3 separate regions of the Homo sapiens genome follow, and all the other regions are linked to region 1. The links are chromatin loops, found by intact Hi-C in ENCODE. Cell type or tissue: OCI-LY7. All regions are shown on one strand.

Region 1 (8,000 bases):
TGGCAGTCACTGTAAACCATATCATCTCTTATCTCTCTCTTCTGATGAATATCCCTCCCCGTTTTTTAGTGCAGATACTTTATGAAACAATGAGAACTCATAAATATACATGCAGGTGCTGAACATCTTGTAAAAACCCACAAACATAACTCCTGCACACGTAAACTCCGTCTAAATGATATAAGGCCATGATATGCAGCTGTGTGAAGTTGCATATGGATTTGAACTTGAGTGACTGATTATCCAGCACTTACTAAGTGCCAAGACTTGGAATGAATCCTTTCCATGTACTATCTCATGTAATCCTCACAGCAACCCCATGAAATAAAGCACTATTGTTTTACCCATTTTACACATGAAAACTCTGAGGTTTAGCAAGCTTGTTACCCGGACTAAGGTCCTATAAATAGAATAGATTATAAATGGGCCTTAACTAATCCATAGACAGAAGCACCTAGCAGTGTGTCACAGTGACTGACCTGGGAAATGATGGAGCTAGACCTTGAAGCCTAATCTGTCTCCAGAACCTGCGCTGTTAATTACCACATTGTTCTGGGCACTTTGTGCCAATAATGGATTCATCAATTCATTTGATGAACCGGGGGTGATTCATTGCTCAGTTTCCCTCTAGAGTCACCATGCCAACTTCGCTAATTAAAACTGGCCAGAAAAGTATGTGTTGTGTGTGTGTTTCCTATTTATGATTATCCTCAATGTTCCCCATCAAGAGTGAAACTGACCAAGCCCATGGATAAGAACCCCCTTTATCCATGTTTAAAGATTCTTTAAGTACTCCACTTAGCAGTTTAAAACAATTGTTTCTTCTTTCACAGAGTGGGAAAAATCTGGGTGGTTTTACTGGACCCTTTGTGAATGTGTAGGAACGTCCCAATCCTATACTGTGAAGAAAACGTATGGTGCCTCATCTGTTCTCTCTGCTTAGCATTAGTTCAGAAATTTAATCCTAGATCCCACAATCCCTCTGTGTAGAAATACTCATTGATGGAGCTGGAGTTGCAGCCATGGAGATATTTTGTCATCTGGAATATCCTCATTAGATTCTGGGCTTCTGAAGGCAAGGTGAAGTATAAGTAAAATATGGCCAGTTTTCTCCAGCAGAGTTAAGCCTTGGCACTTATGTACATTCTTGCAGTGTCTCTTGCCTCCTTGCTAAGGAAATCGGTTAAGTAGGCAGAATAGCAGGAGATTAGGGGAAAAGCAATTCAGTGTGGTTAAGGTGCCAATGTGTGGCAAGACCATAAGTGCAAGGAAGTTTACAGAGTGCTGTTTGGTGGTGATGAACTCTCTCCGCCTGTTGTGTTTTCATTCAAACCTCAGATGTGCTATTTGACCTTAATACATCTGCTCCATTGTAATATCACAGGTAATAAGCACACAGGAAGCAAGAAAAAAATTGCTTATTGACTGAAGTGACAAAAAACTGTTATTTTGGTGTTTCCAAGTAATGTATTTCCTACAATCCTAATTGTGTGACAGAAAAACTCATTGCCAGGAAATTATGTTGTATTTGCTTAGGCTTCATTCTAAACATATGAGGCTTTGGGAGAGTTAATAAAGTTTTTATTTTATGTGTACTGAGATATTCTGGTGCCCACAGGGCAGAAGAGATGGTTCATATTGTTGTTCAGATATAATTAAACCTAGGTCACATTCAAGTCCATTAAGCAACAGCCTCAAATCCTTTTAATTAATGGATTCAGATTGATCTAAAGAAGCTAATTAAATTTTTCCCAAGATTTTCTATTTAAATAGACAAACATTGTGCTGCTTGCATTTCCTCCAAAGCTGTTCTTTGAAATTTAGAGTTGATGAAGGTATCCACACTTCATGGCAGGCCCTGATTTTCAGAGGTCAGGAGGCACTGTGGGTTCTCTGACTAAACCTGCAGAAATCCTGATCTGCGTCTTCTGGCACTTTTCTCCTCAGTCAGAAAGATCTGGACTCCCTGTGCTATCTTATGCCCAACCACGGCCTGACAGAGGTCATTTGTTTTCCACTGGAGAGCCGGCACATCCTCTCCAAAGTCTGATAGGAGAGGGCAAATCAGAGATCACAAGTCTGGTAGATAACAACCCTGGATTCTTCATATTCCATAAAGCTGGGATGTCGTGGGACTAGTACATTCCCACTGTTTCCTTCCATTTCATCTGCAGCAGTCAGATCTCCCCCACCCCTGAGCCACATGTCCAGGCCACACCCTATAGTTAGAAGTTCTCTCTGACAATCTCGTTTCTGTTAGCTGTATAATAAGAGTAAGATGCAGAGCAGGAGCTTCCTAATGGTAGTAGAGCTTTCCCTTTATCCTACAGCTTCCAGGCTCCTGGCTACCATGTTTTCCTCACCACCATCACCCCCACCCGTGATCTCTGGTGGTTCTGCTGCCCAAGGGGGAAATGACCCAGCCAGCATTAGGGGCTCTGCTGGCCTCTAAAGCTTCTTTTCTTCCCAGCTCCCTGCCCTGTGGACATCTCTGGCATTGTGATCACGCAGTTTTCAGGAAACGAAAATTTATTCTTTCAAAAAACCAAAAAGATTGAGTACCCTATTCTGTTCAAAACAAAAGTAAATAGGTCCAGAAAACCTGAGATGTTAGTGCTGTGCCCCAGAATTCCTTCAGGAGCTACCTGGTTCTCCAGTATGTCACCCATGGGCTGTGCTCAGGGTTGGCCTGACACATGCAGCCCGGCAGCTTGGGCCTGGCACCCTCCAGCTGAACCTTTCTAAACGATCATTCAATTAGAGCAGCTGCTAAGAGAGGAAAGCTGGTGAGAAGGAGGGGATTGCTGTGAAAAGACCGAGGGAAAAACAGAACCAAGCTTGCAGCTAAATCTAGTTGAGCCATCTCCTTCATTCTCAACACCTGGCCTTGTGGTTGGGTGATGCTCTGTGATGGCAGAAGGTAAGGACGCCCTGGGGCCCAGTTATCTTTTCTCACTTAATGTGCCCCTGGGGGCTGAAACAGAACAGGCTTTTATGTGGGTAGAGAGGACACAGCTTCGTCAAGCCCAGACCTGGACCCTGCCCATCAACAACCTGCAGTGCTCCAGCAGTGTGAAGTACACCCACTGTGATGGTACGTGCCGAGGCATTTCTGTGAGCAGTTATTTCATTTTTGGACCCAGGAAATCAGCACCACTGAACTGCAGCTTGTCCCCTTTGTCATCGTGGCTTCCAGCTGCTGTGGTTGCTCTGAGGACTGAGAGCAAGTTGTTGCTGCCATCTATGGTCTGTCTTGGGGGAAGCACATGGTTTGCCTGCTGGAGAGGGAAGCAGCTGCCTTGCAGATTCAGCAACACAGCACCCTCTCTCCCCTCTGAGGGGAAAATCAACACCAAGATGTTGGTGTCCCCAGTGTAAACCCCATTATGAAAACCTGTGTTTACTGACCTACCATCATTTTAAAGCAGTTCCGTTTGAACTGCAATCAAACCTCCAAGTGACCTTTCTGTCCCTCCGCCCAGCATTCCTGAAAGGGCCTGTTGTTTCTTTGGTTCAATGAAGAAACCTTCTGTGTAGTTAAGCAAGTGTTTTTCCAGTCATGTCTCCTGGTGAGTTACAGAAGGATTATTGTTGGGTCTTGGTGGTGGTGGTGGTTGTTTTTCTTTTAATACTCCATCCTCCCTACCCCGTGGATACCCCTAGACACTTAATTTTTTAGTTCCTTGGTGGAGGAGAGCATAGTGAGTTGAGCAGCTTTGTGGGGACTTTAAAAGTTCGTAGTTTTTCAGATCCTGGTGTAAGCTGAATTCTCTCTGCCCCACCCCCCAGGGCCTGGGAGCCTTCCAAAGTGAGGTGTCCACACGGGAATGGGCCACAGAATCGCCGCCTGCAAGCTAGGAATGCCCGTCCTGCCTGATGGTCCTGCCTGATGTGTTCATACGCTGTGTGGTTTTCTGTCTTACAGTTGTTTGTTGGACTTGGGTTCCCTTACGAGGGCCCAGCTCCCCTGGAAGCTATCGCAAATGGATGTGCTTTTCTGAATCCCAAGTTCAACCCACCCAAAAGCAGCAAAAACACAGACTTTTTCATTGGCAAGCCAACTCTGAGAGAGGTAAGCATCTATCAAAATTATTCCATTTTGAATAATATGAATAATAGCTATTTATTGAGTGCTCATGTAGGTATTAACTTCATCTAACATGATTGGGTGGGAGGGTGAGGGTATAGAGGCTCAGAGAGGCAAATGACCTGATCACATCACCTTGCAAGTTAGGGGCAGGATTTGAATCTACTTCTGCCTTCACCAAGTAAGGGATCTTGACACTCTACCCCCACTCTAGCTTACTGTAAACTCAGACAATCTAGCCTCTGATTATAGCTGAACTCTGGTTTCCTGAATGTTTGAAGTTTAGGGAGTGAGATCAACTGGTTAGCAGATACTTGTGAAGAATCTGCTCCCCATGATGGGCTTTGGAGAATAAAAAGTGGGCTGTGGGAGTTTTCAAAGAGCCATCAGCCTCAGGATACCATATGTATCATGGATAACTGAAGTAATGTGACTGATTTTTTTCACCCACCATCCCAAGAAGTAATCCTACCATTGCTAGAACCATTTGCAGAAGCCTCATTTGAATTGCCTTCAGAGATCCTGTTGAAAATCTGCAGTGTGTGATGAATCACCATTGAGGGTAGTTGGATTTGATTTAGGGCAATAAACAAAAGTCTTTTACAGCTACGTGTGAGTGATCAAGCTGGGTGTTTCTTCATCTGGTCAGAAATAGGTGTGTGCAAGAAACCATAAGATTGATTTTCTGATTATTTCTATGTAGTTAGTAGTAAGTGACTCTGCAGGCAGCTTATGAAGGGAAGTCATAGCAGCATCCTTGTCATTCAGGGCCTTTGGCTGGGGGATTACATTGATTAGCATCCGTCCCATGGCATATCAATGTAGAAGGACAGTTTATAAAACATATATTTTTCAGTTCTACTTTTAAACCCCTTCTGAGTCATTTTCTCTCCCAAATAGTATATAAGATGCATTTTCAATGGTTATTTTTTATTGATCAGTCAGAAACCTTGACAATTTATAGAACTGATTACTTTGAGAGTTATTTTTCTCTGACCCTTCCTGTCATTGGTGAAATAGCCAAAGGAGATAGAAGTTCAATAAGATCTATGTTTATCTATAAAAGGTTAATCCGTGGCCCAGATAACCTTTGACAAGGGTTGTGCACACACTTGTGTGTGTGTGTGTGGTTTTTTTTTTTTTTCCTTCTGCTAGAATAATAAATTTGAATTCTTCATTTGGGGAGTGGTTTTGTATTAAGAGGTCAGTTTGTTCATTTATAAGTCGGCAATACTTAATGTACATCTGTGTGCTAGGTGCTGTAGGAAGTGCTAGGACACAGAGACTGGGGACATTCAGTCTGCCGTGAACCTATTCTTTTGAAAAGTTTAAAAAGATGCTGCCCAGCAGTGAAAATATCTCAGTTTAGGAATCTCTGCTTTAGCATGTGACTGACTTCTTTGAAACTTTGGAGTTTGGCGGGGGGAAAGAAACTAGTAAATCATCCCTCGGGTTTTTTGTTTATTTTTGACAAAAAATATGCTTAAGGTGTACACCTTGATGTTTTGATAAATATACACATTGTGAGATAGTCATTACAATCAAGCTAATCCATCACCTTACATATTAAATAGATATTTTTTTCATGGTAAAAACACTTAAGATCTCCTTTTTTGGCAAATTTCAAGTATGCAATACAGTATTGTTAACTATGGTCATAATGCTGCACACTAGTTCTCCAGAACTTAATCAACTTGTATAACTGAGACTTTGACCAACATCTCCCCATATCCCCACGCACCAGTCTCTGGGAATCACGAATGTATTCTCTGCTCTGCGAGTTCAACCATTTTACTGTGAGTTGAACTGTGAGTTCAGCTAGGCTGGTCTGCATGTGGGATCATGCAGAATTTTCCTTCTGTGCCTGGCTTATTTTACTTAGCATAATATTTTCCACATTCATCCATGTTGCCGCCAGTGATGGGATTTCCTTCTTTTGCAGGCTAAATATTTCATATACACATAATTTGTTTATCTATTCATCCACTGAAGGCCACTTAGTTTGTTTCCATATCTTGGCTATTATGAATAATGCTGCAGTGTACATGCGAGTGCAGATACTGCTTTAACATACTGATTTTAACTGCTTTGGATATATACCCAGCAGTGGGATTGCTGGATTATGTGGAGTTCTATTTCTTATTTTTTGAGAAACCTCCATTTTCTTTTTCATTTATGGCTGTAACACATTACATTTTCACCAGCAGGGTACCAAGCTTCCCTTTTTACCACATTCTTGCCAGACACTTGTTATCTTTTGTCTTTTTGATAAAAGCCATTTTAACAAGCATGAGGTGATATCTCCTTGTGGTTTCAATGTGCATCTCCCTGATGATGAAAGATGTTGAGCACCTTTTCATATGTTTGTTTGCCTTGTGTATGTCTTCTTTCGAGAAATGTCTTCAGGTTATTTGCGTATATTTTAATTTGATTGGTTGGGTTTTTTCCGCAGTTGAGTTGTAGGAGTTCCTTATATACTTTGGGAATTAACCGCTTATTAAATATGTGGTTTGCAAATATTTTCTCCCATTCCATAGGTTGCCTTTTCACTCTATTGATTGTTTCCTTTGCTGTGCAGAAGCTCTTTAGTTTGATGCAATCTCAGTTGCCTGTTTTTGCTTTTGTTGCCTGTGCTTTTAGTATCATACCCAAACATCATTGCCCAGACTAGTGTCAAGAAGCTTTTGCACTTTTTTTTTCCTCGTAGTTGTGCTGTTTCAGGTCTTATATTGAAGTCTAATCAATTTTGAATTCATTTTTATAGATAGTGTGAGATAAAGATTTGATTTCATTCTTATGCTTGTGGAAATCAAGTTTTCCAAATATTATTTATTGATGACACTGTGCTTCTCCATTGTGTATTCTTGTCAGCGTCGTTGGGAATCAGTTCTTTTCTGGTTTCTCTGTTCTGTTCCATTGGTCTGTATGTCTGTTTTTATGCCAAAATCACCTGTACATTTGAAATTAGCTCTAGGAAATCTCTAAAGTTCTACTTCTGCCCAAATTGTAGATATTATTTTTCCATGTTTTATGCCCAAATTGTAGATATTAATTTTCCATGTTTGTTTAACATTTGAGATAAAGTATATACAACATAAAACTTACCATTTATCGTTAAAGTTTTTAACCATTTTTAAGTGTACAATTCACTGGCATTAAGTATATTTGCAATATTGTGCAACCATCACTGCTATCCATTTCCAGAACTTGTTCATCATTCTAAACAGAAATTCTGCACACGTTAAACACTAACTCCCCATTCTCCCCACTTCTCAACCCCTGGTAAACCTCTCTTCTACTTTGTGTCTCTGTGAATTTGCCTATTCTAGGTACCTCATATAAGTGGAACCATATAATGTCTGTCCTTTTGTGTCTGGCTCACCAACTTAGCATGTTTTCAAGGTTTGTTCATGTTGTAGCCTGTTTCAGAATCTCATTCCTTACTTTTTTTTTTTGGAGACCGGGTCTTGCTCTGCCACCCAGGCTGGAGGAGTGCAATGGTGTGATCATGGCTCACTGCAGTCTCAAACTCCTGGGCTCTAGTGATATTTCTTCCTCAGCCTCCTGAGTAGCTGGGACTACAGTTGTGTGCCACGACACCTCGCTACTCTTTTTATATTTGGTAGAGATGGGATCTCACTGTATTAACTAGGCTGATCTTGAACTCCTGGACTAAAGCGACCCTTCCAAGTAGCTTAGGATTACAGACACACCCCACCACACCCAGCTAATTAATTTTTTTTTTTTTTTTTTTGCAGAAACAAAGGTCTTACTATGTTGCTTAGGCTGGTCTCCAACTCCTGGGATCAAGTGATCCCCCCCACCTCAGCCTCCCAAAGTGCTGGGATTACAGCATGAGTCACCATGCCTGGCCTATGTCACTCCTTTTTATGAAAAAAATATATATATTTCA
Region 2 (8,000 bases), 150 kb before region 1:
TTGCCATAAATGCAGCCTATGTGCAGTGCATTGCCTACACATCTGCTTTGAGAGTGAAGAGTTGATCCTGTATGGCTAGGATTTGTGTCTGGTTTAAATGAATCCAGCAAAAAGAAGAAAAAAATTCCTTCTTTATCTCATCCCCATATTGGTATAATCAGAGGCTTTTAGGATAAATGGGTATACAGTAGGTATTTGAGGGATTGTAGTAGCTGATTTTAGATGATTGCTGATTTATTAGAATTTCTGGTTAGAGATTCCAAGGCAGCAGGGCTCGGTGAACTATGACCTATGCGCCAAATTCAGGACCTTTGATTGTGTAAATAGTTTTATTGGAACACCTCCACTCCCATTTGTTTGTAACAAATGCAATAACAGATAAACACGGTAATTCCAGTATTTATTTCATAAAACATCTGAAACATTCTGAATCCATCAATCAGCAGTCACCATGGTTATTCTAAATACTCATCTGATCAAGTTCCTTATTGATTCAACTATTTCCCAGGACTCCCATGGTCTAAGGCAGAGTCAGCAAACCATGGCCTACGGGCCAAGTCTTCCTTGGTACCTGTGTTTGTAAAGAAAGCCATGCCCATTTAATTATATGCTGTCTATGGCTGCTTTTGCACTATAGTGGCAGAGTTGAGTAGTTGTCATACAGACTGCAAAGCCTAAATATTTACTGTCTGGTTCTTTACCAAAAATGTTTATCAGTCTCTGACCTAGATAGTCTCTGGGTGAGTCTCTCTCTCTACTGGATTTTGTGTGTGTGTGTGTGTCCCAAGTCTCTTTCACGCCTGTGTTTGGATTCGCTCACGACATCTTCATAAGGTGCACACATAAAATGTAGCATTTCTCTGCCCTCTGAAAATGCTTCTTCTAAGTGGCAGGTCGAGAGTTGTAGTGGTTAGGAGCATGGGTTTGGAGCCAACTGGTTTGTCTTTGCCACATCCTGTCTGCATGGCTTAGGCCCTAGAAGCACAAAACTGCTTTAAAGTGGGGTGTCAGTGCCTCTCACCAAGGACTGTGAGACATGAGCAAAGTGCTGTGTGTCAGGTGCCTGACATTGTGTGCTTGTTGTTGGCTGTTAGTGTGACTTGTGACTAGTACTCAAACAATAATAGAACTTGAAGAGTATCTTCCCTTCCCCAACCCATCCTTGTTTTGGTGATTTGAAAAGAGACTTCTGAACTTCTTTGGGATTTGGCAACTCCAAAGTGATACTCAGAACTCCCGGGCAGCCCGTGTGGAACATTCAGTGCGTTTGTTCTTGGAGTGTGGAGGGCTTTTCTGTGTATTAACTCTGTCAGTCCAGAGAGGAGTGTGTTGGCTTTTGCCTCCCAGGCAAGTGTAGAGCCAGAGCCCTCTGCAGGTCAGCCCCATCTGCATCTCCCAGCCAGTGTGGCAGGGGCCATGCCTGCCAGTGACGTCTCGGGAATTGTGTCATGGATGGTGCCACTCACCCGAGTCAATGCTATTCTTGTTTCTGAGGTGAATTGATCTCTGTCTCCAGCAGCCTGACCCAAATTCTGATCCCTAGTGATCACCTCTTATCTAACAGGACAAACCCGGTCCACTTGTGTTCTCTAATGAACAGTAATGGAAATCTGAGGCAAGGTGACATTTCCCCTTATGGTCCATCCACACGTTGTTAACCCTGGCTTCTCTGGGCTGGGGTACTGTCCTAGAAAAGCTGCCAGCTCAGGCTCAAGCAGCTGTGGGCTCCCAGCTTCTCTCTGCCGACCCCCATCCCACTTTGCCTGCTGCCTGTTTCCTCCTTGACCTCCAGGTTCTGTGTGCCTGTTCTTCCCTACGTTCTGCCTGTCTCCTGGTTCCCTGAGCTTTTTAGTCCTGGACTGGCCCTTTGGCTTCTGTCTTTCAAGCCTGGTCCTTCAGGAAATGTCTGTCATTGGCTGGAATATCCCCCACATTTTGTGCATACAGTGAGAAACAGATGGACAAAGGCCCTGCTCTCATAGATGCTTTGTTATCTTTGGAAGGGAGAAATAATAAGCAAGAGAAAGTCAGATAGCAGTACATTCCAGGAAGAAAAATGGTGATAGGGTTTAAAATATCTGAGGGGCTACTTTGCACTAGAAGGTCACCTCTCTGGAGGTATCTTTTAACCAGAATGACACACGGAGCAGCCAGGTACAGTGGAAAGAGAGAGGTGGAGGCAGAGCATGCCAAGGAGAAGGCACGGCGTATGCTAGGTCCTAAGGCCTACTCCAGGGTAGAAGGGAGGCCACTGTAGCTAGAACGAAGCAAGCAAGCAGTGGCATGGAAGGTGTTGAGGCAGTGAGAAGCCGGCAGCTTATGCAGAGCCCTGTAGGCTATGACTTCTGGTATCAATATGGATGTTCTTATGCAGAAACCAGATGTTGACCTCACCCTATAGTTCACTGCTTTCTCTATGGGAGGAAGGAAGTTTTTTCCTTAAGGAGGCACACACGCCGGTTGGAGAACCAGCATAGGGCTTTTGGTTGCTGGTTGGGGGCAGTGGAGAGGTAACTGCTTTGGACTTCCGATTGGCCCTCATTGGCTTGGGATGCTATGTCTAAGATGTTAATACCATTTAGGGCTGCCGAAGATTGCTCTGAAAGGTTAGCAGCTGCCCTGTGTTGCAGATCCAGATAACGTTCTGAGATTCGAATGAGAGCTTTTGCAAGTGTTTCCTTCCACCTCTCTTGTGAAAAAGGAACAAAAACAGGTTGGATTTCATTAAAGATGCAAGCATGTAAAGGGTTTTTTAGTTTGTTTTGTTTTTCCACTTTTTTTTTGTGTCTCTCTTCCTACAAATAGGGAAATATGGTCAAGGAATAGGAATGGTTTCTTTTTTCTTTTTCTTTTTTTTTTTTTTTTGAGGGCTGGGACTGTTGTGGGATAATGTGGAAAACCACTGTTGCCAAAGTAGAAATCCCCTGCCCTTGAGGGAAATACACTGTTCTTGAAGTGAAAATGGTAGGGAAAAAAATAGCTGGGCTGTTCAGTGTGTCTGAGAAGGCTTTTAGTTACTGTATGGTGACGTGGCTGGTGTGATTAAAGAAAGGGCTTTCTGCTTTAAAAAGCTTGGAACCTAAAAATGGGCCTCTCTGTGGCTTGGGACTTTTCCAGCCATCCTGTGGTAGAGTCCAGCCTGCCCAGTATCCTCATCAAAGCCAGGCCAAGTTCACAAGCACGCCCAGGCCAGTCAAAAGGTCTGAGGAAGACCTCAGAAATGTTTTAGACAGGAGGAGTAAACTCAGAATAAGGGGCTCATTCTTCTACCCCTCAGTCATTAAGACCCTTTCTTTCATGCAGCACCACTACTTCAAGTCTGGATTGAGGAGGGATTGCACGCACATGTGTGAGGTTGGAGTCTCAATCTCAATGTGATTGTCATTGCCATGTTCAAACGATGAGGCTTAGAATGTCCCTTGTCTTACCTGATGGTCATAGCTCTCTATGACCCTCTGCTTCTTCCCAGCTGTGTCCTGGTGCTCTTTTGCTGTCAGAAGTGCTTGAGCAGACCTCTTGCTGCTGTGGACACCCTAAAAAGCTCCGCACCCCCTCAAGTCTACTAAGGCATGGTGGCTCTCTTCTAGGACAAGACTGTTGGGTGGTGGCTGAGCATTCGCCTGTCTTTGAGCGTCTGCATTTGCTCTCCCCCACCCCTTCCTCTCTTCCTTCTTTGTTTGTAAATAAAGTTGGTTAGAACACAGCCATGCGCATTCCATTCTGTTTCAGAGAAGTTAGCCTTCCCTCCTTCACAGGAGGGCCCAAACCCACTGTTACTCTCATTCTTTATAACACTCAAGCTACTTAGCATCAAGTATTTGTTGTATGAGCTGATCATGTGTCTCTCCCACTTACAATGTAAGTTCTGAAAGAGGAGGGACTTTGGTCTGTTTTGTTCCCCACTGTGCCCCAGAGCTTAGTACCTTTTGCCTGGCACATAGTAAGAGCCATGAATGAATAGCAGCAGCCCCTGGTGAAACTCTGTGATGCTCTGTGTGGTACAGTTACAGCTGGGACTCATTTGAAAATCACAGTAATGTTTTTAGTGAAGCAGGAAATGAGAAGAAATTCCCTATGGGCTCTGCATCTAAGAGGCTCCAAGTAGCTCTTATGCATGATCCTAACATGGGAACCATTGTTTATTCTGGAAGGTAGTTAGTGTTTCTGTTGGGCGGATGGAACACATTGTGTTCCTTACTGATGTGTGACCTTGAACAAGTCACCGATCATCTTAAAGCTTACTTCCTCTTTTGTAAAACAGACAATATAATATCATTTAACCTCATAGGCTTGTTGTAAGGATTACAAATGACAAAGTTTATTAAGGCACTTAGATTAATTTAGATTATTCTTGTTCTTTTTTTTTGGTGTTGTTTTTGTTTTATTTTGTTTTGTTTTGTTTTGGAGATAGAGTCTTGCTCTGTCACCAAGGCTGAAGTACAGTAGTGTGATCAGGCTCTAGCAACCTCCCCCTCCCAGACTCAAGCCTTATGCCCACCTCAGCCTCCAGAGTAGCTGGGACTATAGGCATGTGCCACCACACTAGGCTAATTTAAAACAAAAGTTTTTTTCTGAAGATGGAGTCTCACTGTATTGCCCAGGCTGGTCTCAAACTCCTGGCCTCAAGTGATCCTCCCATCTCAGCCTCCAGAGTAGCTGGGACTATAGGCATGTGCCACCACACTAGGCTAATTTAAAACAAAAGTTTTTTTTCTAAAGATGGAATCTCACTGTATTGCCCAGGCTGGTCTCAAACTCCTGGCCTCAAGCGATCCTCCCACCTCAGCCTTCCAAAGTGCTGGGATTACAGGTGTGAGCCACTGTGCCCAACCAGCGCTTAATTAAAATGCATTCATTCCTATTAGTAATCACTAACTCTGGCTTGAATGTACCTGCATCTGTTACCACCCAGGCATAACTGTTCATGTAGATCTGACGTTGTTCATTTGTTTGAACACAGGGCTTCAGCAACCTGTTTATGTAGCTATTCTTAGCATTTACAGGGGTAGAGCCTGACCAGACATGAGAGGAAATATGCTCTGTTTCAGAAGAGGTCAGGCTTGCCACCACCCTACTAAACTAGGAGATGTGGTTGTCATTGCCCTGTTCAAAAGATACAGTTTTCTTCTGTGGGCTGTAAGATAAGCTGGGTATGGCCAAGTTCACCTTTGGATCTAACCAGGGCATTGGTGGTGGTGGTGTTTCTGGCATGGTACAGCAAGCAGGAAGCAGTAGTGTGCGAGGCCACCCTTTCCAAGAAGGTGCGGGCCCTGGCATCAGGTGGGGGACAATGGATAACAATAGGCTTGACCTCTCAGCACTTCTCTGATTCCTTATCTTTTCTATAAAAAAGGCTAAAATTCTTGGTTCCTATTCCCTGCAGCTGGCTACATGTTAGGAAAATTCAAAGAATAGCTTAAGAACTCTATTCAGGTTCCATAAAGCACTTAATATCATCAACAGGCCTAGAAAGGATCTTTTACCAGATTTCGATGCATGGAAACTTCCTCAATAGTAATGACACCCTCTGCAACACCTTAGGAAAAACATTCGCTTCTGGGCACAAGTTCTGGTGAAAGCTTAAATCTGTAGTTCTAACCCAGAAGAGAAGGCTAGTCAGTGTTGCTGAGCATCTGAGCTGCTCTTTGACTTTGGTGATAATTGTTTTATGCCCTTTTCTGTCCAGAATCTGCTGACTGGGACAACTGCAGGGTGGAAGCCACCTTTTTGTCAGTTCAGGAGCAGGCAAATTATCTAACATGTGGCTTTAAAATTCAAATGAGATAAGGCAGTAAGGGTCACTAAGATGTTTCTGGTGGGTATTGCCTTACATGACTTTAGGGTACTGGTGGCACTATCTTTGATTCTTAAGAGTACAATTCATTGTACTATGTATATATATTTAAAATAACACTTAATGCCTTTGTGACTTTGAAAATAATGTGAATTTTTATGTAAAATTAAAGCATATGAGGAAGTATGGAGAAGAATAAAGAATAAATACACTCTTTACCTCTAAATGCAGATCTTACCAGATAAAATTGATTTCCCTTTAGTTCTTTAAAAAAAAAAAGTGATACGTACATGTGTGTATATGTGTATATATGTACATGAATATATGCTTTTTTAAAAATTAAGATACTGCATTTCCTTATGCCATTAGGTTTTTTTTTTTTTTTTTTTTTTGAGATGGAGTTTCACTCTTGTTGCCCAGGCTGAAGTGCAATGGCACGATCTCGGCTCGCCGCAATCTCCGCCTCCCAGGTTCAAGCGATTCTCCTGCCTCAGCCTCCTTAGTAGCTGGGATTACAGGCATGTGCCACCATGCCCAGTTAATTTTGTATTTTTAGTAGAGACGGGGTTTCTCCATGTTGGTCAGGCTGGTCTCAAACTCCCGACCTCAGGTGATCGGTCCCCCTCGGCCTCCCAAAGTGCTGGGATTACAGGCATGAGCCACCGCACCCGGCCAGCCATTAAGTATTTTTGATGACTGTATACTTTTCGTTTTTTATCCATCCACTTAACAAATATTTATTGAACTCCTGATATTAATAGCTAGTGGCTGTAAACAGAGATGACAAGCAGACTTGGTCTCTGCCCTCCCTAAGTTTACAGTCTAGTGATTTATTCTATCTTATGAATGGCTGACATAATGTAATTTAATCTTTTTATTTTGTGTTTGGGTAATTTCCAGTTCTTATCTGTAATAACGCTATTTTATAAATAACACTGCTTTGAATGTCCTTGTACATAATAAATGGACTGTATTTGGGTCATTACTGTAACTCTATTATCTTTCTGTGGAAAGATCACTCTAAAATTAATTTAAAAATATATAATTGATGAAACTTGACATTCCTGACAGTCAATGGAAATAAGAGGTTGAGGTTAATTCTTTTTTCAATAGCACCTTCCTTTCTCATTAACGCCCTGTCTTTGCCAGTTTCTCCAGAGCAGCAAGTGAAGCTGCTCTGTGGCTCTGTTGTTCATGCTCTGCCTCTCGGGCAGCCATGGTGAAAGGGATTTGATTCATGAGCAGGCACAGATGTAAATAATTTTTGGCATTTCAGATGTAAGACCTTGCTCATTGCGTAGTTGGTTCTGTGCCATAGTATCATGGCGGCCGTACCTTCACAGTAGATCTCAACCTTGGCTGTGCCCTAATCCTTGACGGACTCTGCAGATCCGGATTTAGTGTGTTGAAGATGCAACCTGGTAACTGACTGCACAAAGTGAGTCTGATGCACAGCAGGGCTAAGAACCACTGCTTTAGAAGCATGTTCCAGGAAAAATGGGGTGGTGGACAGCATAGCTCCCAAGCATGGCCATTTTTGATAATTCCTCAAATACGGATTGATTTTGATGATCTGGGAAATGAAGGTTTACCACCCAGTCTCACAGCATTAGCTGATAGATCTATAAACCTTATTCCACCAGCAGGGCCCTCCTTTTTACTGAGATCCCATCTCCTTGAATTCCAGAGATGGAGAAAAGTGTGACTTGCAGTTATAGCTCCTTGGCTGTCTGCTCAAGGATGTGTCTGTCAGGCCCTTCCAATCACTTCTTACCCATCAATACCATGGCTTCCTGGAAATGAAAACTTAACAGAAGCTGTCAAATAACCTGTTCCAATGCAGTTTAATCGACCTTACCATTTATCAAAGAATGCTGGCATGATAGAAACCAAAGCCTGCTTTCCCCAGAGAGACATTTTAAATGTTTTTCAACTACTTTGATCTCGTCTTCATCATGTACAGTAAGTTTTAGGAATGCAGAATTGCAGTAGTAATGTTGGGATTAAATTTTTATTGCAAAGGCTTTGAAGCACAAACAAAATTTTAAAAGCTCATTAGTAATTGAAAATGATAATCTTGTTGAGGACGCATTTTATGGCTATAATAACTATAAGACGCAATGAAATATTAAAATATACTAGAATTTGGAGTAATATTTTTCTATTTTTATTAAACTATAGAAATTATTTGTACAGTTGTATTGAA
Region 3 (8,000 bases), 290 kb before region 1:
TGAATATGTTTCTTCTGGGGCATTTTAGAGAACATAGCATTGAGGTAGATAAGTAGGTAACACTTGATACATCTATTAGAGCATTTTCTTAAATTCTTGAATTCTCCCTCCACATAGCAAGGTATCCCTGGCATCTCACTTTCATAAATATAACTTAGCATAGACCTAAAAAGCTCAGACTCTGGAACCAGGTATCTGATTTGAATCCCAGCTGTACCACTTACAAGCTGCATGTGGAAAGTTGTTTAACCTATATATGCCTCAGTTTTCCCTTTTATAAATGAGGATGATACTACCTGTCTCATAGGTTTATTATTATGATTAGATAATTTGATGTATGACAGCACTTTGAAAAGTGCTTGGCACTTAGTAGGGGTTACGTGTATGCCAACTAGCATTATTGTTTACACCAGTCCTCATAAGTCTAGATTTCAGCAGCCAACAAAGCAGATGATTAATACTACTCCCAACTGCCCAAGTGAACACATTGAGTCTAGAACTTTGCTAATGCCTCCATATCAATACATTCAGCCTCATCTAAGGCTATGTTCTTCCTTCCTTGGTCTAGCATTCTCAGAATTTCTCTCCACATGTATTCCCCAGATTTTTGCTTTTATAAATTAGCAGAATCTCACACCTCCTGTGATGGGTAAGTCTTTTCCTTCAGAGTTTGCCTTTCCAATTGGCCTTTTGAGGTGTGCTGGGCTTTCTAGTGAGAGAAAATGAGGAGTATTTGGCACAGGGCATAAAGTTTCAAGGCAACACCCTCAAGCCAGGTCATTAGAGGATCTCAGTCAAAGCAACAAGAACCTCATGACTGCCTTTATTTGGCAAAGGAAGCCAACATAAGGCCTGAGGGGTGTGGAGTACATCAAATTAAGTCATCTAAATTGTCCTATGTAACTCCATGCAATCCTCAGGGTCCTAATGAGTTCTAATCAATGCTTTTGGTTTCAAATAAGAGAGTGGTTAGGCTATGAATGCAAGTGACTTTGTAATTCAGCAATCCAAACGATTAATAGTTGAGTTTTTTTTTCACTTATTTTGGCCTCCACCTGCTAAAAATCAAAAGGTTTTCTGCTTGTCTGTTTCAGAAGTCATAGAAAAGCCCTGGTTTATAGGTACCTTGAGCTGAGAATGTAAGAGTTTCAGCTCATAATTCTCTTTTTTAAAGCTGTTCAGGCTGGGTGCAGTGGCTCATGCCTGTAATCCCAGCACTTTGGGAGGCCAAGGCGGGTGGATCACGAGGTCGGGAGATGGAGACTATCCTGGCTAACATGGTGAAACTCTGTCTCTATTAAAAATACAAAAAATTAGCCAGGCATGGTGGCATGCACCTGTAGTCCCAGCTACTCAGGAGGCTGAGGCAGGAGAATTGCTTGAACCCAGGAGGCAGAGGTTGCAGTGAGCCGAGAGCACGTCACTGCACTCCAACCTGGGTGACAGAGCAAGACTGTCTCAAAAAAAAAAAAAAAGCTATTCAGCTCCATAAAAAACAACCACCTTACTCTCACAGTCTTATTGTGAGAGTCTTTTTCCTAAGTGTTTTTTTGTTGTTGTTTGTTTTTTTTTTTTTTGAGACAGAGTCTTGTTCTGGAATGCAGTGGCCTGATCTCGGCTCACTGCAAGCTCCGCCTCCCAGGTTCATGCCATTCTCCTGTCTCAGCCTCCCAAATAGCTGGGACTACAGGCGCCTGCCACCATGCCCGGCTAATGTTTTGTATTTTTAGTAGAGATGGGGTTTCACCATGTTAGCCAGGATGTTCTCAATTTCCTGACCTTGTGATCCGCCCGCCTCGGCCTCCCAAAGTGCTGGGATTACAGGTGTGAGTCACCGCACCCAGCCTATTCCTAAGTCTTATTGCTCAGTTGTCACTTGGTTACCCAAAAGTTTGATTTCAATGGGTACTTCATTGTAGATGTATACAGTTGATAACAAACTTTTGCCACTGTATACCACAGGCTGCCTGCATCAAAGACCTTTAAAGAAGCCAAGTTTTCAACCCTCAACCTTAATCAGACTAGATAACCTATCCCTGATTTCATCTATTTCCCTTAGGGTCTACGCCTGTTAATTCAAATGTCTGTATCAGTCAGGCTACTTAACCACAAGCAACAGAAAGTTACTGTGACTAATTAAGGAAGATCACTTGAGCCCAGGGGTTCAAGACCAGCCTAGGCAAAATAGAGAGACCCCCATCTCTGTAAAATAATTAAAAAGTTAGCTGGGTATGATGGCCTGCACCTGTAGTCCCAGCTACTTGGGAGGCTGAGGTGGGAGGATCACTTGAGCCTAGAAGGTCGAGGCTGCCAGTGAGCTGTGATCATGCCACTGCACTCCAGCCTGGGCAAAAGAGTGAGAATCTGTCTCAAAAAAAGAGGAAAGAAGAAAGAAGAAGAAGACGGAGGCCAGAGGAATGCACGTAGAAAGAACTCCTAAAATCTGGCAAGGTGAAGATGCTGTCACCTGGATCACTATCTGCCAGGCATCACAGCTTACATCATCCACATTATGGCATCAGCCACTGGGCACTACCACTAGCAATGCTGCCCTAAAAATTTGGTCAGCACCTTTACCATCAGAGGTTTTACCTTGTACCAAGATTACATAGTGGATAATTCCTCAAGCCATTAGAGCTCAGGTCCAGGGCAGAAAAACAATTTCATTTGTTTATTTCACAGACACCAGTTCCAAGACTGAACCACATGGGTCTCAGCTTTATAAGGTTTACATACATAATTGTTATTTTGTTGCTATAATTTTCATGCAATTTGAATAGGTCAAGAAACCTGGTCTATGTAGGGTACCTTAAATATCCCCTTTAATATTTACTGTATTATTCACAGTACTTTCTGCATGGATCTTCCTTTCTTCCTGGTTATCTGGGGTGAGAAGCATGGTGTAATAGAAAGGTTCTGGGCTTTGGAGTCAGGCAAACTTTGGATTCAATCCTGGCTGTGATCCTTATCAACAGTGCCTATCTGTAAGTATATTACTTACCTTTACTAAGTCTTGGCTTCTTTTTCTATGAAATACGTATAGTAAAATCTACTCCATGAATTGTTAAAATGTAATTCACATACAGCTTAGTAAGAGATGCTGAGAAACAATATATAGTTGGCCCTCTGTAAGCATGGATTTGGAGGATCCTAAATCCTCAGATTCAATCAATCACAGATCGAAATCCGCAGATATGGAGGGCTGACTATACTTGATTATATGTAAAAAGCTGTGTTTACTATGCTTATAATTGAGCAATTATTTAAAGTACTATATATGTGACAGACAAATGAAAAGAAATGAAGCAATACAGTTAGAGTAGACTTAGCAATACCAACAAACACTGTTGCATTGTTGTGAAATAGTCCTAAATATCTTTCTTTTTCTAACCTGACACCCATTGTTTGCAAGTGGTGAAAATGCTAAAAATGAATCTCTGTTCACCAGGAATGCACGACCTTGGCCATCAGCTGCCAGGGCTTTCACTATTGAAATCCTGCTATGTTATTTTCTTCCTAAGCTTGTAATGAACGGTCTCTTGAGAGGATGTGATGAAATATACAGCTGCATCCTAATAAGCATCCTTATGTCCATAAACAGTATCCTTTAGCAATTAATAATAAAAATTGTAATCTTAACTGTGGGGAAAACAACTTAGATAGTATTACTTTTTCTTAAACGCATGGCAAGTATATGATTTATATAAATAAATAGACTATGTAATACAAATATGGAAAATGTATATTTGTGTATACAAACGAATTTACTTAATTTCTCTATATACACATATACTTTTTATAAAAAATATCCTGAAACAAAAACCATCTGTAATATCCTCTATAGCAGTGGGTTCATAAAGTTGAAATGATTGATGCCTTTCAGAAATCTCTAGGCAACCAGGTGGTATCATTATTAACCACCCGTGGGAACTTGACTTCAAATCCAATCTATTATGATTAGAATCTACATGATCTGTATCCAGTACAGCAAGTCCCGGCCACCAGATGTCACCATTCTTCTATTTCCCTCCTGGTGCTTGGGGAGAGCTAAAGATACTATTTTCTCTCAAGGGACTGAGGGAAATACGTGCCTCAGAACATTACTGGGATTTCACCAAAAGGTCTTTTCTTAGTCATCCTGGCCTTGCAGATTTCCCTGTGGTTTTTGAGTATCTTGACTCGACAGTTTCTAACAGCTGAGGAGCCAAGTGGCTGATAATTTGGGGCTTATCTGGTCAGGAAGTGCTAGAGCCATTTCCTCCAGCTAAACTTGAAGACAGGATTGACATAAGGTGCCCAAAGCCCAGAGCTTGCTCAGTGCAGGAGAGGCTATGGATATGCCCTATTAAAAGGTCCTGGGGTCAGGAGACCTCAACCAGCTATGAGCTCACTTACAAAATGAAGGAAAGGGACTGAATCATTCCTAGGGTCTAAAAATTCCATGATCCTCGTTTGTAAATGCCTCTGGTGGGGAGGGTGCGTAGTAGGGTGGGGGCGAGCTAAGTCCAAGAAATAAGACCCCAGAGAGGACAACGAAGTAGGGGTGAAGTCCTGCAGGGCAGATGAGGGGAAACTGAACATGAATCCTTATGAGGTCTGGATGTAGTGACTGGTTATGGGGTCTGGAAATTGCTGGGGTTATGGTCTTGTGGATTCTACCACTAGCTCAATAGCCCACTCTTCCTCCATTCCAGATACTACTTAACAAGAAACTATAATGCTTATCGATGTAAATGTATGGCATTCTCTCTCCTGGGGCTTGGTTGGATTTAATCTCTCATGTCAGTCAATGTTCTTTGTGGTGCCTTCAGGGCACGGGATGTGTTTTATTTGTGAATTTACAACAGTGCAGTTTTCAGCTAGCTCGTCCAGAGTGTTCCTAAAATCCGGGAGTGGGAGCAGGGCAGAGAAGAAAGAATGGATTTCATTTATAAGTGCCACATATCCCTAAGTATTTCACATATATTTCATATCATCTTCACAATAACCTCATGAAGCAGCATTTGTTATGCTCATAAAGATGAATTCAAATGGTTAAGTGGCTTGCCCAAGGTCACAAAAACCAAATGGCAGTATACCTACTGCTTTGTGTAATGCGTTCTACGAAAGAGGAAACTGAGCCTCAGGGCGTTTTGTTAAAGTTGCCTGCACCTCTAAGATGGTTGAGACCACAGTCTCCCCATCAGTGGGCTTCGCTGCTGGAAGGCCCCTTGTCCTTTGGGGCTTGGACTGCACCACTCCGGAGGATGCATCGTCATATCAATATTTGCACACTGCCCCTGACCTTGTTAGGATATTATTTATGGCCGCGATCAGAAGGTCCCGCTCGCTCCTTTCTCTCCCCTTGGGCTGCGGAACAGAGTGGCTGGGAGAAGTCCTCCTAGACAGGGTTGAGAGTTTGCCGACGGCCCCTGAGAAGCTGGGGCGTTCCGAATTGGCTGAGCGCGCGGCCGGGGGCGGGGAGTTTGCCAAACGTCCCCGGCCGGAATTTCTGCCTTCTAGAGCCGCGAGCCCAGAAGCGGGGAGAAGTTGGTGAGGTTGGCTAGGGGAAGGTTGCCAGAAATTGAGGACGGACTCCCGCCCTGGTCGACTGAGCTCCCACAGGAGCGCCTCTGCTGCGTCTCGGGGCTGAGTGTGGACGCGCCGCGCGCGGCCCCGCCAGGGCTGGTAGTTTGCAGACCGTCCCTGCCGCGGCCCGCTCGGCGGCGGCCCTGCGGCTCCCGCGGCGGCGGCCCCGGGCGCGATCCAGCCCAGGTAGCCGCGCCGCAGGCTCGGGGCGTCGCGACCTCGCGCCTCGGGCCGCGTGGGCACGGCGGCCGGCGGGTGCTCCCGGCTGCTGCTGCTGCCCAACAAGGAGGTAAGAGCTGCCGGATCCGGGTGATCGCGTCGGAGGGAGCTCGTCATCCCCGCGGGGTGATGCGCGCAGAGGGGACCGCGGGGGGCACGGGGAACCAGGCGCGGGCGAGGAGAGCCCGCACCGGGGTCGGCGCGGTCGGGGGCTTCCTTCCGTCGCTCCTCTGCCGCCTGCGTGGGTGCCCCGGCCCCGGCCGCTCTGCAGGACGCCGGAGTGGAGCCGGGAGACGCGCCTTGAGAAGCCCACCTGCCCCGGGCAGCCCCTCCCAGGGGAGGCTGAACCCCCCCCGCCCCGTGACGAGGGGGCTTGTTGGCATTCCTAGGGACAGTCCAAAGGAAGCTCTGGTTGCGCGGGCTGGAGGCGAGCGGCGGGGGATGGCAGATGGGCGCTCGGACCGCGGAGGAGCCCGGTGGGGGTCACGCCGCAGGCGTGGGCCGGGCCGGGCCGGGGTCCTCGGGACCCAGGCGCACTGGGCGGGCTCGGCCAGGGGCCAGTGGGGAGGAAGGAAGAAGGAGGGAGGCTGGCCCCGAGCCCCTAGGGAGGAGGGATGCGGCGGGCTGGCGCTCCGGGCCAGAGGATCCAGGAGGCCCGGGGGCGCCCCGGCTGTTAGGGGACGGCCCGCGGGTCCGTGATCCCGCCGGCGCGCTCAGCCCTGCTGCCGGGTCTGGGAGGCTGCAGGGAGCGCAGAGCCCACACCCGCGCACACACTCCCCGAGAGCATGCTCAGTGCGGCCCTGGGAACTTCCTGCCGAGTCGTGAGCCGCCCCGGCCCACTCCCGGCCCTCAGCTCGCAAAGTTGGGGGCGGCGGGGCTAGGGAGACGTGGGCGCCGCTCTCGCCTGTGGCTCTTTCGCGCCCCTGGCCCCTGCCTCGCCTCAGTTGAGCTACGCGCACTGCTCTCCCCGGCTGCCCTCACAGCCGGGATTGGGGGCGTGGGTGTTAGCCCCTGCTCCCCGTGGCGGGGTGGCCAGAGGCCTGGAGCGCGGCTCTCAGCCTGGTGGACCCGCGCGCGGTGCGCCCGCTTGGTGCCCGGACCTGGCGCGGCGAGCAGGCAGGGTGCAAGGGGGTGTGTGAGCCCAGGGACGCTCGCGCATACACTTGCTGTCACACACAAAGCCGCGGTTTTGTAGCCGCCGCGCGGAAGAGCCGAAGAGGGAAGGGGGTGGCGCTTGCATTGTCCAGAGGCGTTTGGAGCGCAGAGGGGGTGCTTGGCTCCTCAGGGCTGCGGGAACCGGGCGATGTGGATGGATTTGGTATAGGGCCCGGCCCTCCTGGGACCGACTGCCAGGCCTGGCCCCGGGCGGCCGCCGCTATCTGCACCTGGCTCTGGCGGCCCAGTTAGGGAAGATGAGTACTTCTGGGTCTGTGACGTTGGGAAGGGGCAAACTCAGTTGTGTGTGGGGTTCGGGTGGATGGCAACATCGCACTTGTAAACATACCCAGACCAAAGTGTTAGAGGTATCTCATTCTAAGGAGATGCGAGTGGGAAGCTGGGTCGTTGAACTGACCCCCACCCCCAGTTTATTGTCAGGACCTGATCAACTTGGTTTTTACTCCAAGAGACTCCCCAGCGTTAATCTCTGTGTCATGCACATCCTAAGCCTTACGGCTGCATCAGAACTCCCTTGTCTGTACCGAGAAAATCACTGAACAGTTTTTCATGAAGGGCAAAGCATCTGAGATTTGTGGTGAATGAATTTTCACCCTCCTCCCCCCGTCCTCACTGCTTTCCTATAAATTATTTTTGTTGCTATTGTTCAGGGCTGAGATGGGCATCCTCAGATTTATCTGGCAGTAAAGATTAGAGCAAAGCTCTCCTGTCTTTTTTTTTTTAAAGATGGAGTTTTGCTCTTGTTGCCCAGGCTGGAGTGCAATGGTGCGATCTCGGCTCACTGCAGCCTCAGCTTTCCGGGTTCAAGAGATTCTCCTGCCTCAACCTCTCAAGTAGCTGGGATTACAGGCGCCCGTCACCACACCCGGCTAATTTTTAATTTTTAGTAGAGACGAGGTTTCACCATATTGGCCAGGCTGGTCGCGAACTCCTGACCTCCGGTGATCCAGCTGCCTCGGCCTCCCAAAGTGCTGGGATTACAGGCGTGACCCACCGTGCCCGGCCTAGCGCAAAGCTCTCCTTTCTAGAGAGCTTT

The links. Peaks named below come from ENCODE experiments on the same cell type or tissue, not always from the same donor. Only the 100,000 strongest peaks of a DNase experiment are listed, where the experiment ranks them.
Region 2: it touches region 1 in a loop (6-fold over the local background); 16 of 110 quality-filtered maps call a loop at or near these places.
Region 3: it touches region 1 in a loop (11-fold over the local background); 102 of 110 quality-filtered maps call a loop at or near these places.

The regions. Positions count from the first base shown.
Region 1 is chr2:134,408,944-134,416,943 of GRCh38, forward strand. MGAT5 (alpha-1,6-mannosylglycoprotein 6-beta-N-acetylglucosaminyltransferase) reads left to right here. Exons shown (of 16, transcript NM_002410.5): 12 at 3,926-4,072. Among named protein-coding and RNA genes, the nearest start is that of MGAT5, 160 kb to the left of the region's middle. In OCI-LY7, CTCF peaks have their summits at 3,263 and 3,464; DNase peaks (open chromatin) are centred at 2,218, 2,878 and 3,178; H3K4me3 peaks cover 2,836 bases; H3K27ac peaks cover 4,795 bases.
Region 2 is chr2:134,257,854-134,265,853 of GRCh38, forward strand. All of the region lies in intron 1 of MGAT5 (alpha-1,6-mannosylglycoprotein 6-beta-N-acetylglucosaminyltransferase), which reads left to right. Among named protein-coding and RNA genes, the nearest start is that of MGAT5, 7.8 kb to the left of the region's middle. RefSeq lists enhancers at 1,254-1,383, 3,858-3,907. In OCI-LY7, a CTCF peak has its summit at 1,400 (motif pointing left); DNase peaks (open chromatin) are centred at 958, 2,638, 4,198 and 4,988; H3K4me3 peaks cover 4,087 bases; H3K27ac peaks cover 6,067 bases.
Region 3 is chr2:134,114,435-134,122,434 of GRCh38, forward strand. It overlaps a transcript of MGAT5 not described here. Among named protein-coding and RNA genes, the nearest start is that of MIR3679, 8.7 kb to the right of the region's middle. RefSeq lists silencers at 5,692-5,791, 5,812-5,971, 6,022-6,091, 6,322-6,531, 6,782-6,931. In OCI-LY7, CTCF peaks have their summits at 4,017 (motif pointing right) and 4,224; DNase peaks (open chromatin) are centred at 4,017, 5,127, 5,417, 6,567 and 1 weaker place; H3K4me3 peaks cover 3,693 bases; H3K27ac peaks cover 2,308 bases.